Linked DNA regions of Homo sapiens: all the other regions are linked to region 2. A link is a contact called in ENCODE Hi-C or POLR2A ChIA-PET data. All regions are on one chromosome and are shown on one strand. Each heading gives the region's core, a stretch centred on a gene start or an enhancer-like site at or near the end of the contact. The rest is flanking DNA. Distances are from core to core; before and after follow the strand shown. Region 1 holds the start of LINC01447 (long intergenic non-protein coding RNA 1447). Region 2 has its middle 200 kb from the start of SNORD151. Region 3 overlaps TNS3 (tensin 3).

What was found. Hi-C counts contacts between places; a loop is a spot of excess contacts on that map. ChIA-PET counts read pairs that join two places held with the same protein, here RNA polymerase II (POLR2A). Pooled maps may share reads with other maps.
Region 1: a loop to region 2 is called in a map with no recorded cell type, with 2.2 times the contacts of the local background. The contact joins the promoter of LINC01447 here to the enhancer-like site in region 2. A Hi-C loop is called at or near these places in 2 of 37 single-sample maps with no recorded cell type and 3 of 50 pooled maps. POLR2A ChIA-PET finds 5 or more read pairs at or near these places in 2 of 52 experiments (RWPE1 and activated CD4-positive, alpha-beta T cell).
Region 3: a loop to region 2 is called in a map of left colon, with 4 times the contacts of the local background. The contact joins two enhancer-like sites. A Hi-C loop is called at or near these places in 1 of 168 maps with a recorded cell type or tissue (left colon), 1 of 37 single-sample maps with no recorded cell type and 5 of 50 pooled maps. POLR2A ChIA-PET finds 5 or more read pairs at or near these places in 2 of 52 experiments (AG04449 and BJ).

The regions. Positions count from the first base shown.
Region 1 is chr7:47,620,417-47,623,568 of GRCh38, reverse strand. LINC01447 (long intergenic non-protein coding RNA 1447) reads right to left here and starts at 1,630. Exons shown (of 4, transcript NR_108090.1): 1 at 1,232-1,630; 2 at 1-457.
Region 2 is chr7:47,264,969-47,268,526 of GRCh38, reverse strand. No RefSeq gene overlaps it. Among named protein-coding and RNA genes, the nearest start is that of SNORD151, 200 kb to the left of the region's middle. Within about 2 kb of position 1,531, at least 10 of the 41 ENCODE cell types and tissues checked have a DNase peak (open chromatin) inside an H3K27ac peak, as active enhancers do.
Region 3 is chr7:47,550,433-47,553,751 of GRCh38, reverse strand. All of the region lies in intron 1 of TNS3 (tensin 3), which reads left to right. Among named protein-coding and RNA genes, the nearest start is that of TNS3, 30 kb to the left of the region's middle. Within about 2 kb of position 1,836, at least 4 of the 41 ENCODE cell types and tissues checked have a DNase peak (open chromatin) inside an H3K27ac peak, as active enhancers do.

The DNA.
Region 1 (3,152 bases), core at 381-2,880, 350 kb before region 2:
GGGGACAAGGCCGTACTCACATTCACAGAGGCTTGGGCAGCAATACGTTCATAGAAAGCTCTGATTAATGACTCAGTCTTTGCCCCAAAGGACTCATGAGCATTCCAAACACAAATGTAAACACTCGCTGATCTACTGCATGCTGGAAAACGCGGCTACTCTTAGCAGGGCCTTGTAGGCTCTAAGATCCTGCAGCGAGCCTGTGGAGCTCAGCCTAATGGCTAAATGAGATGAAGCAGCTGCTTTTGATTGTGAGAAATTCCCCAAGCCCAACTGCAACCATAGTGAATGGAGTTATTTTTGAAGTTCAAGCTGCGCTGGATCTTTTCAAACAGCCAAGAGCATGTTCGTGGCAGCCCTGTTTTCTTCCACGGCCTTTCACTCCCTGTTTCCTTCAGAAATTGAGCACTGAATGTTAATCTTCATGGATCTCTTCTTAGCCACTTCCTGACCTCATCTGTGGGGGAGCAAAAAAAGATGTTTTTAAAAACTCAAAGTTTGAGAGAAAGATCTAAGAGGGCCTGAGTCTAATGAATTCCCAATGCTGAAAAGAGTTAGCATAACATTCCTTCCATGTTAATATTTGGCAGCCTGCACAGTGTTTGGACTGGAAGATAAAGTAGGAGATAGAGAGAGAGGGAGAGAAGAAGAGAGAGAGGAAGGTTGGGGGGGAAGGGAGGGAAAGAAGGGGTGGTAGAGGAAGGGGGAGGAGGGAGAAAGAGAAAAATGGAAAGAGAGAAAGCTGGAGAGACAGAGGAAGGGAGAGAGGGAGGGAGGTGGGAGGGAATGGAGACAGGAAGGGAGGGAGAGAGAGAAGTGGAAGAGAGGAAGTGGGATGGGGAGAGATGGAAGGAGATACATGTAGAGAGGAAGGAAGGAAGTTAGAGAGGGACAACAGAACAACTAAAAGAAGACAGCATCTCTCCAGTTCAACTCAAGATGAACTCTTCAGACATCAGCACTGTTTGAGGGAAGGCCTTGCCTATGGAGCCCTCTGCCCCAATTGATACGGAAGTGCTGGGAAGGGAAGAGTGTGGTCCCTTTAAATGATACGGAAGGGGAAAGGGAAGTGCTGGGTATAGGAGGGCATGATCCCTGGTTAGGGCTCCACCCCCACAGACCTAGGTGAGGACAACCGCTCCTGCCTTTGCATGCAAATGTTGCATTTCCTGAGACCACCCTGGCCTGCCACGCCCCCATCCTGTGCCTATAAAAAACCCCAAGACCCTACCAGGCAGACACACAAGCCGCTGGATGTGGAGAGGAGCAGATCAGCAGAAGAAGACACAGGCGGCCGGATATTGAGAGAACGTCGAGGGAGCATGCCAGCAGAAGAGCACATCAACAGATGCCGACATGCTGGCCATCGACTGGCAGAATGAGGCGGAGTTTGGCTGGAGCAGTCAGAGGAGAGCTGGGGCGGCCAAGTGGCCTGACTGCAGGCAAAAACCATCTCCCTTCTGGCTCCCCCATCTGCTGAGGGCTACTTCTACTCAATAGAACCTTGCACTCATTCTCCAAGCCCACCCATGATCCAATTCTTCCGGTACACCAAGACAAGAAACCCCAGGATACAGAAAGCCCTCTGTCCGTGTGATAAGGAAGGGAGTCTAATTGAGCTGATTAACACAAGCCGCCTACGGACGGCTGAACTAAAAGAGCTCCCTGTAACACATGCCCACTGGGGCTTCAGGAGCTGTAAACATTGATCCCTAGAGGCTGCTGTGGGGTCGGAGCCCCGCAACCTGCCCATCTGTACACTCCCCTAGAGGTTTGAGCAGTGGGACACTGAAGCAGTGAACCACAACCCCATCACACACCCTGCGAGGGGGACAGGGAACCTTTTCTTCAATCTTCTTGATCCCACAACTTGCTGCGCCAGTAGGAAATAAATGTGTCCTTCCCTAGGGGGATTTACGGAGCTCTGGCCCCACCCTGTATGACCCTCTTTCAAGTCCTGCTTCTTGCCAGCCCTGGGCCTTGTTGGGTAACTGGCTGGGCTGCACCGAGGCCTGAGACAAGTTCTCCTACCATTACTGTTTGGCCCCACACCCTGGCTGGCTCCACTGTCCCCAAGGCTCTGTGACGCGGCCACCGGTGGCCTGTCTCACAGCCATCACTTCGTTCCTTGCTAAGATAACCCAGTTTTGTTCAGGAACTTGTGGTTCTGTGGCTCGGGGTGTGGGGCTCACTCAGCCCCTCGCGCGCTATGAACAAATAGAGGTAAGTCTGCTGTAGTGGCCTCTGGGGATATTTTCCTCACCTTGACTGTGTGATCAGGGACAGGACACATCTTCTATGGCCCCTGGCCATTGTTGTGAGGGTGGGAAGGCCAGAGCTGCTACAAGCTTCTCCATCACCATGAGAAGCCAGCCCAAGATGTTCAACAAGAACCACAGGAAGGACACCAGGTCCTGGAGCTGCTGCCCTCCTGGGCTCCTGTGTGATTCTCCCCATGCAGCAAGCAAGGTGCCTGATGTCCTCCTGCGTGCAGGCGAGTCTGTAGACCACCATGCGGGTGAATCTGCGGCTCAGTGCAAGTCAGTGGGAGCCCAGGAGGTGGACATGGACGTCAGCCTGGGGCAGGAGAAGGGAAGCTGCAGTCAAATGTCAACAGGAGGGGCCGGGCACCGTGGCTCACATCTGTAATCCCAGCACTTTGGGAGGCCAAGGTGGGTGGATCACTTGAGGTCAGGAGTTCCAGACCAGCCTGGTCAACATGGTGAAGCTGTCTCTACTAAAAATACAAAAACTGGCTGGGTGTGGTGGTGTATGCCTGTAGTCCCAGCTACTCGAGAAGCAGAGGTTGCAGTGAACAGGAGATTGTGCCACTGCACTCCAGCCTGGGCAGCAACAGAGTGAGACTCTGTCTCAAAAAAAAAAAGAAAATGTCAGTGGGAGACTAGAAGTTAGCTCAACACAGTGGAGTGGGAGGAAGCACATCCCAAGCTGGGGAAGGACGTGCCAGCAGGTAAAGATATGGGGGAGAGACAGGACTGTGCAGTGTTGTCAGGGCTGAAGCCAAGGGTGGGAGCATGGAGAGAGGAGGGCCTGGAAGTAGATGGGGTCCATGAGGAGGGTTCTTAGCATCCTTATCCCCCAACTTGGCCATGGGAGACCAGAAAAGTTGGTCAATTATCCAAAAGCAGTCA
Region 2 (3,558 bases), core at 282-2,781:
ATTTCTCATTACTTAGAAATTAAACAACACTCTTCTAAATAACCCATCAAAGAAGTCTCAAAAATAATTTTTTTAAAACATAGAACAGAATGAATTCTGTAGAAAATAAAACATATCACAATCCATGGGATGCAGCTAATGTAGTGCTGAGAGGGAAATTTATAGCACTAAATGCTTACACTAGAAATGAGGAAAGGTCTCAAATCAGTAACAGATGTGGCTTGGGTTGGGTTGGAGCAGTGAGTTTCAGCATCTCTCCCTGCCTTCTGCAGCCTGATTGACTCAGCCCATAGTACTAGAAGCACTGTGATCTTTTGGTGTTGCATGGTGCCTCAGGCAGACCTATTCTTAAGTACATGTAAGGCACCTCTTGAGGAGGCCCTGAGATACCTGGGGCCCACTTTAAAAGGACTGAGTTGAGACCTGGTGGTCTAGGTGTTATCAGTGGCTACACTCAACAACACGGATGAAACTTAGACATAACCACAGGCCAAAAAAGCCAGACCTGTCATAGAGTACTTATTATCAAATTTCATTTATATGGATATCACAATCAGACAAAACTAACCTGTGGCAGTAGAGGGCAGGATGGCAGTTCTTGGGGAGGAAAGAGACAGTGCTGTTTGGGAGGGAATATTAGAGGGGCTTTTGAGGCACTGATGCTGTTCTGTTTTTTTTTTTTTTTTTTTTTTTTCATTTGGGTGTATTCACTGTGAAAATTAATGGAGCTTTTTCCTTATTATTTGTGTACTTTCCTCTATGTCTAACTTCCAAGTTTATTATTATTTTATAAGTTAACGTGGCTTCATTTTTTTCCCCTAAAGGCTGATGAAGTTGCAGGCATTCAGTTTTCACTGGGAATGTCCTCCAGACGGATGTGTAAGAAGGCCAGGGTCAGGCTTCAGGAGCACCTAGGCAGGTTCACACTTGACACCTGTCACTCGTCACTCACCCGCCAGCCCACTGCCTGGTCAACGTAAGGCTGTCTCCTTGCGGAGACTGGCTCAGCACTGAAGTAATGGAGCTGTCTTTCTGTCTGTCTGGCTTGTGGTTTAGAGCAGGAAAGATGGAGGTGAGGAAAATGTCAATCAAACTGTCTCTTTTGCAAAGAACAGAGCAAGCCCTGCCACGTGCTTGGGTCAGAGTAGAATGAATATGGAGAAGTGCCTCCTCCTTGGGGAGATTCTGCATGGTTTCCCAGGCCGTATCGACTCTCCTGGATTCCTGTGCCACATTCAGCCGATTAGGACAGCACAGCAGACATTGGTTGAGTGCCTACTGCTTGCAGAACGCAATGTCTGCACTTCCCATGTTAGCTATGGTTTATGTATTCAAGCTTCCCTCTACTGAAGAAAGCCCAAGGAATGTCCAACCCAGGAACAAACCAGAGTGGTCATGGGTCAAAGCATCCTTCCTGCCATCTGGGCCAAGATATAGGACTCAAAGCTTAAGTCACGTGAACCACCCTGTGTGTCATGAGTTGATAAGTCTATAAACAGCCTCGCCCTGGCGCCATGAGGGGTGGCTTATGATTAACTTGTTAGAGCTGCAATGGCAGCTCCACACTGAAGGGCTCAAGAAGAGTGAGGTGACCTTAGCTGCCTGGAAATGAGCTGTTGAAGGCGGCTGAGGTTCTCCCTGACAGGAGGGGCCCTGCTGACGGGACGTTTCTTCTCCAGGGGTCACATAGCAGCTGGCCCATCCCCATTTTACAGATCATGAAGGTCAGGGTCAGAAAAGTTTAGTGATTTGGCTATGGTCGGGAGACAGGCAAAGAAAAATATGAAGAATTTTTTCTTCTATGGTCCCCTTTACCCCCTGCTTTTCTCTTTGCTTTAATTTCTTTGTATAGAGGCATCCAGCCAACTAGCACAGAATGTTGCGAAAACTTGGCCCACGGGATTCCAGAGCCTGTGTCCTCTGCTATGGCACGGAGAGGACTTCTGTGCACACACGTCCCCAGTGAGCCATTTCCCCTGAGTGGTTCCCTCTTTCTGCCCTTTGCCCTGCATTTTCACAGAAAGGTTTGAGCTCAATTTACAACCTCAGTGGGCCAGGGACTGTAGTGAATGAAGGGAGTGACTGAGAGCATTGTGGGGCAGTCCTGCCCCCTGGTGGGCAGCGTCACTTACTACAGAAGGCCGTATTTTAAAACTTTATTTGCAAAGATGAGGGCTGCATATGTTAGTGGCTAGGTTCAAAATGGAAAGCTAGTGAAATGGAAAATTTAGTGGTTAGAAATGTGGATGCTGGAGCCACGTTGCCTGGCTTCAAATCTTGGCTCTGCCTTGTATACACTCTAGTACAATGACAAGTTATTTAGCTTCTCCCATTTGTCAAATGGGAAAAGCAATCAGGCTTACATGCCAAGATTGTGGTGAGAATCAGATGAGTTAGTACACATTAAGTGATTCAGATGTTGCCTGGCAAGGAATCTTCACTAAATAATATCTAGATAGAGTTACCTTTAAAAATTATTGAATAGGATTTTCTGTAATCCCCATGAAGTCATTTGACAGGATTTGTGGATGTTCAGCATCTCAAACTGTGAAACATTGAGACCCATTTCCCATATGACTAGTTTATCCTCTGTAATAGTGATCACACAGGACAGGGGTTGGTAAGCTTTTCAAAGGGTCAAGGTGAACTCCTCGTACTGCTGGGGCCGAGGCTGCCCCCATCTTCACGTGACTGATGCATTGGTCTGGGGGTCTCCCGTCTCAGTGCACATAACAGCTCACATCATCACTATGGTAAGTTCCTTCAGGCAGGACAGTGCAGACCCTTCTCCCTTTCCTACTATGCAACTTCCTCACCCCCCTTTGTGCTCCCCACCCACATTTCAGCCATCTTTACCATCTGTCTATAACTATAAAGAAATACCAGGAGATAAAACAAAAGAAATTTCCTTTATGAGGTGATGAAAATCTTCTAAAATTGATTGCAGTGATGGTGGATATACTAAAAACCATTGAATCGTACACTTCAAATATGTGAATTGCACAGTATGTGCATTATGTCTCAATAAAGCTATTATAAAAGAATCTAAAAGGAGACTAAAGACAAACTCAAGAGGCCTCAGTGTATGGGCCATCATCCTTAGATCTCTGCACACAGATTGCTGGGGGAACAATGGCCTTACAGTGCCAAAGTGGCTATGGTCTTGAGACATGTCATTTTCGAGACCTAGACTTGGGAATCAACGTGAAAATAAACTTCATTGGCTAGGCGCGGTGGCTCACGATTGTAATCCCAGCACTTTGGGAGGCCGAGGCTGGGGTATCACCTGAGGTCTGGAGTTTGAGACCAGCCTGGCCAACGTGGTGAAACCCCATCTCTATTAAAAATACACACACACAAAAAAATCAGCCAGAGTGGTGGCAAGTGCCTGTAATCCCAGCTACTTGGGAGGCTGAGGCAGGAGAATCGCTTGAACCCAGGAGGTGGAGGTTGCAGTGAGCTGAGGTCGCACCATGGACTTAAGCCTGGGAAGCAGAGCAAGACTCTGTCTCAAAATAATAATAATAATAATAATAATAATAAAAGCAAAAAGAAAAT
Region 3 (3,319 bases), core at 587-3,086, 280 kb before region 2:
TAGAATGGATGTTGTGTTAGTAGGCATGAAAACAACATTCATTTCTTTGTACATCTCTGTCAGAGTTGCTGCATGACCACCTGCATTGTCAACAGGTAGTAATATTTTGAAACGAATCTCTTTTTTTCTGAGCAGTAGTGTCTCCACAGTGAGCTCAACAGTAAGTCTCAACAGTGAGCTTAAAATAGTCAATAAACCATGTTGTATGCAGAAGTTCTGTCATCCAGGCTTTACTGTTCTATTTATAGAGCACAGGGAGGATAGATTTTGCATAATTCTTCAGGACTCTGGAATCTTCAGAATGGTAAATGAGCATTTGCTTCAACTTCCAGGCATTAGTTGCCTTAGCCCCTCACAAGACAGTTAGCCTGTGCTTCGAAGCTTTGAAGCTTGACATTGACTTCTCCTCTCTGGCTATGAAAGTCCTAGGTGGCATCTTCTAATAGAAGGCTGATTTTGTCTGCATTGAAATCTGTTGTTTAGTGTAGCCACCTTCATCAATGGTCTTAGCTAGATCTTCTGAATAACTTGCGGCAGCTTCTACATTAGTACTTGCTGCTTCACCTTACTCTGCTATGTTATGGAGACGGCTTGTTTACCTAAACCTCTTGAGCCAACCTCTGCTAGCTTCAAACTTTTCTCCTGCCGCTTCCTCACCTTGCTGAGTCTGCATAGAATTGAAGAGAGTTAGGGCCTTGCTCTGGATTAGGCTTTGGCTTAAGGGAATGTGGTGGCTGGTTTGATCTTCTAATCCAGACCATTCAAACTTTCTTTGTAACAGCAAAAAGGCTGTTTTGCTTTCTTATCATTGGTGTGTTTACTGGAGCAGCACTTTTAATTTCCTTCAAGAACTTTTCATTTGCATTTGCACCTTGGCTAACTGTTTGGCATGAGAGGCCTGGCTTTTAGCCTGTCTGAGCACATGCCTTCCCCACTAAGCTGACTCATTTCTAGCTTTTAAGAGATGTGACTCTTCCTTTCACTTCAACACTACTGGTTATTAATTGGCCTGATTTCAGTGTTGTTGTGTCTCAGGGAATATGGAGGTCCGAGGAGAGGGAAAGAGCAGTCCAGAGCATCAGAACACACAGAACGTTTATCCATTGAGTTCGCAGTCTTATATGGATTTGGTTCATGGCACCCCAAAACAATTACAATAGTAACATCAAAGAGCACAGATCACAAATAACCATGAAAGATATAATAATAATGAAAAAGTTTGAAATATGGTGAGAGCTTCCAAAATGTGACACAGGGACCAGAAGTGAGCTCATGCTTTTGGGAAAATGGCACTGACGTGGGGTTGCCACAAACCTTTAGTTTGTTAAAAAAAACTGAGTATCTGCAAAGTTCAATAAAGCAAAGCACAATAAAACGAGGTCTGTCTGCCTGTGTGTGTCTTGTTGATTTCTGCAACGGAGGCAGAGAGTGATTTTTTGTTGTTATTTTTCTTCTTGTTTCTCCAGGCAAATTGTTTCTCGCCTTCACTCATGTGCCAAGCTCTAGACGGCTTCCTGGCTTGGCAAGATTACTGTTAACGCATCCCTAAGCATTCCTTTTATTTGTTAAATCCCTGTTATTCTGTTAGAATCTATCTTGCAGCCAAAATAGCCTCAGGAGAAAAATAATGAAAAAAAAAGAAATGAATTAGGTGTGCCAGAAGAATGTGATGGGCGTGGGGAGGTTTATGCAGATAAATATGGTGGGTAAGAATGCCGCCCCTTTTCAATGTCTGTTTAAATGTTTCCATTTTCCTTGTAAAAGCACTCCAACACAAGAAGTGCATTTGCAGAGAGGCCAAGGATCGCTCCCGGTGGACACACGGTTTTGTAGCCTCCCTCTCCACCCCACCCCTGCCCCGCTCCAGCTGTGCCTTAGCAGACGTCATTCCCTGTTATTTCAGTCTCTGCAAGTGCAAGAATTTAGGGTGATAACAGCCATACTTCCATTCCATGAATTTGCACACTTCTTACTCTCTACTTATCTAACACACATGTGCACAGTGTGAACCTTGGTCTGCTGACTTAACTTTGCCTGTGTGGGGTGTTGTTTCTCTCCTGTCTGTGGACACTTACTGAGTTGAGATTCACAGGTGTGGAAAGAGCAGGGTCTGCAGTGCGAATGTTTTCGTAGTTCTCATTGTAGACTGTCCAATGACTTTTCAAAGTGCTCCCCAAGGCATGAATTATTCCACTGGGGGTCTCCTTGCCTGTAGTTTTGAACCCTGACCCAGCCAAAGGCTCCCCTGCTCCTGGTGGCTATGCTGGAACTCTAGCTCCTTCCCTTTGGCCTGAGGTGGCCACACCCAGGGCTCCAGCCACATGACGTTTTGTGCCCTCACCCACCTCCTCCGTGGTCTCCCCATTTGCTTAAGGAAACACCTGGAGTGAGACAGAACCATCCAGTCCATGGCTGTGCCCCACTGGGCCTCCACCTTCAGGACGTGCCCAGGGTCTAGCCACCTGCTTTTGCTCAGTTCCCGAGTCCAGCGGCAGGAAGTGGACACCAGGCCAGCCTTCTGCCCGGGAGCTCAGGTGCTAGAGCTTGTCTGCCCTCTGTGCAGCAGGGAGCCCACCTTGCCCATTTGAGAAAGAAGCAGGGGCACTCCGAGGAGATGCTTCCTGAAGGAACCGGGTGTTTTAGGAAGATCTTCCTGGCGCTTCCCACAGGTCTGGTGAATGCTATTCACCCAGGCTCCCAAGAGGCTGAGCCCCTCCTTGCCCTTTTTCTGAGTGAGCTCATGTTCCTTGGCTGGGTGCAGACTTGGGAGATGTGCTCAGTCACTCCACAGCAAAATTCTGTCTCTTTGGGGTGGCATGACTCCTCAGGAGTGGGGTAAGACTGTTTAGGAATGACCAAAACTTAGGTCTGTTTTGTTTTGTAACTTTGTTAATATCCCATGGGCGTTTTCCATATAAGTGAATATGGATGTGATTATTATTTTTAGTGACTTCATAGTATTCGAATCCCATTCTATGTTAGTACCATAAAATGACCAGAGCCCAGTTGCTGGCTATTAAAACTGCTTCCAGCCTTTTTTGTTGTGCATAATTCTGTACCCTGCCCTTCCACGTAGATCTTTCCAGGCATGGTCATTGCCTTAGAACACATTCCTTGAAGGAGAATTGACCATTGTGATATGTGTTTGAAATGAGAACATAGAGATTTTGTTCTCATGTGCCTTGCCCATTGAGACCCTGCTGCAAATGTGTCTTTGTGCTTCTATCTCCTGGTCCTAGCTGTCTTGCTGTGGGACAACTAGGGACAGCATCTTGCTTACATGAGGTTGGGAAGGTGAAGGTCAGAGGGACAGCAAGCC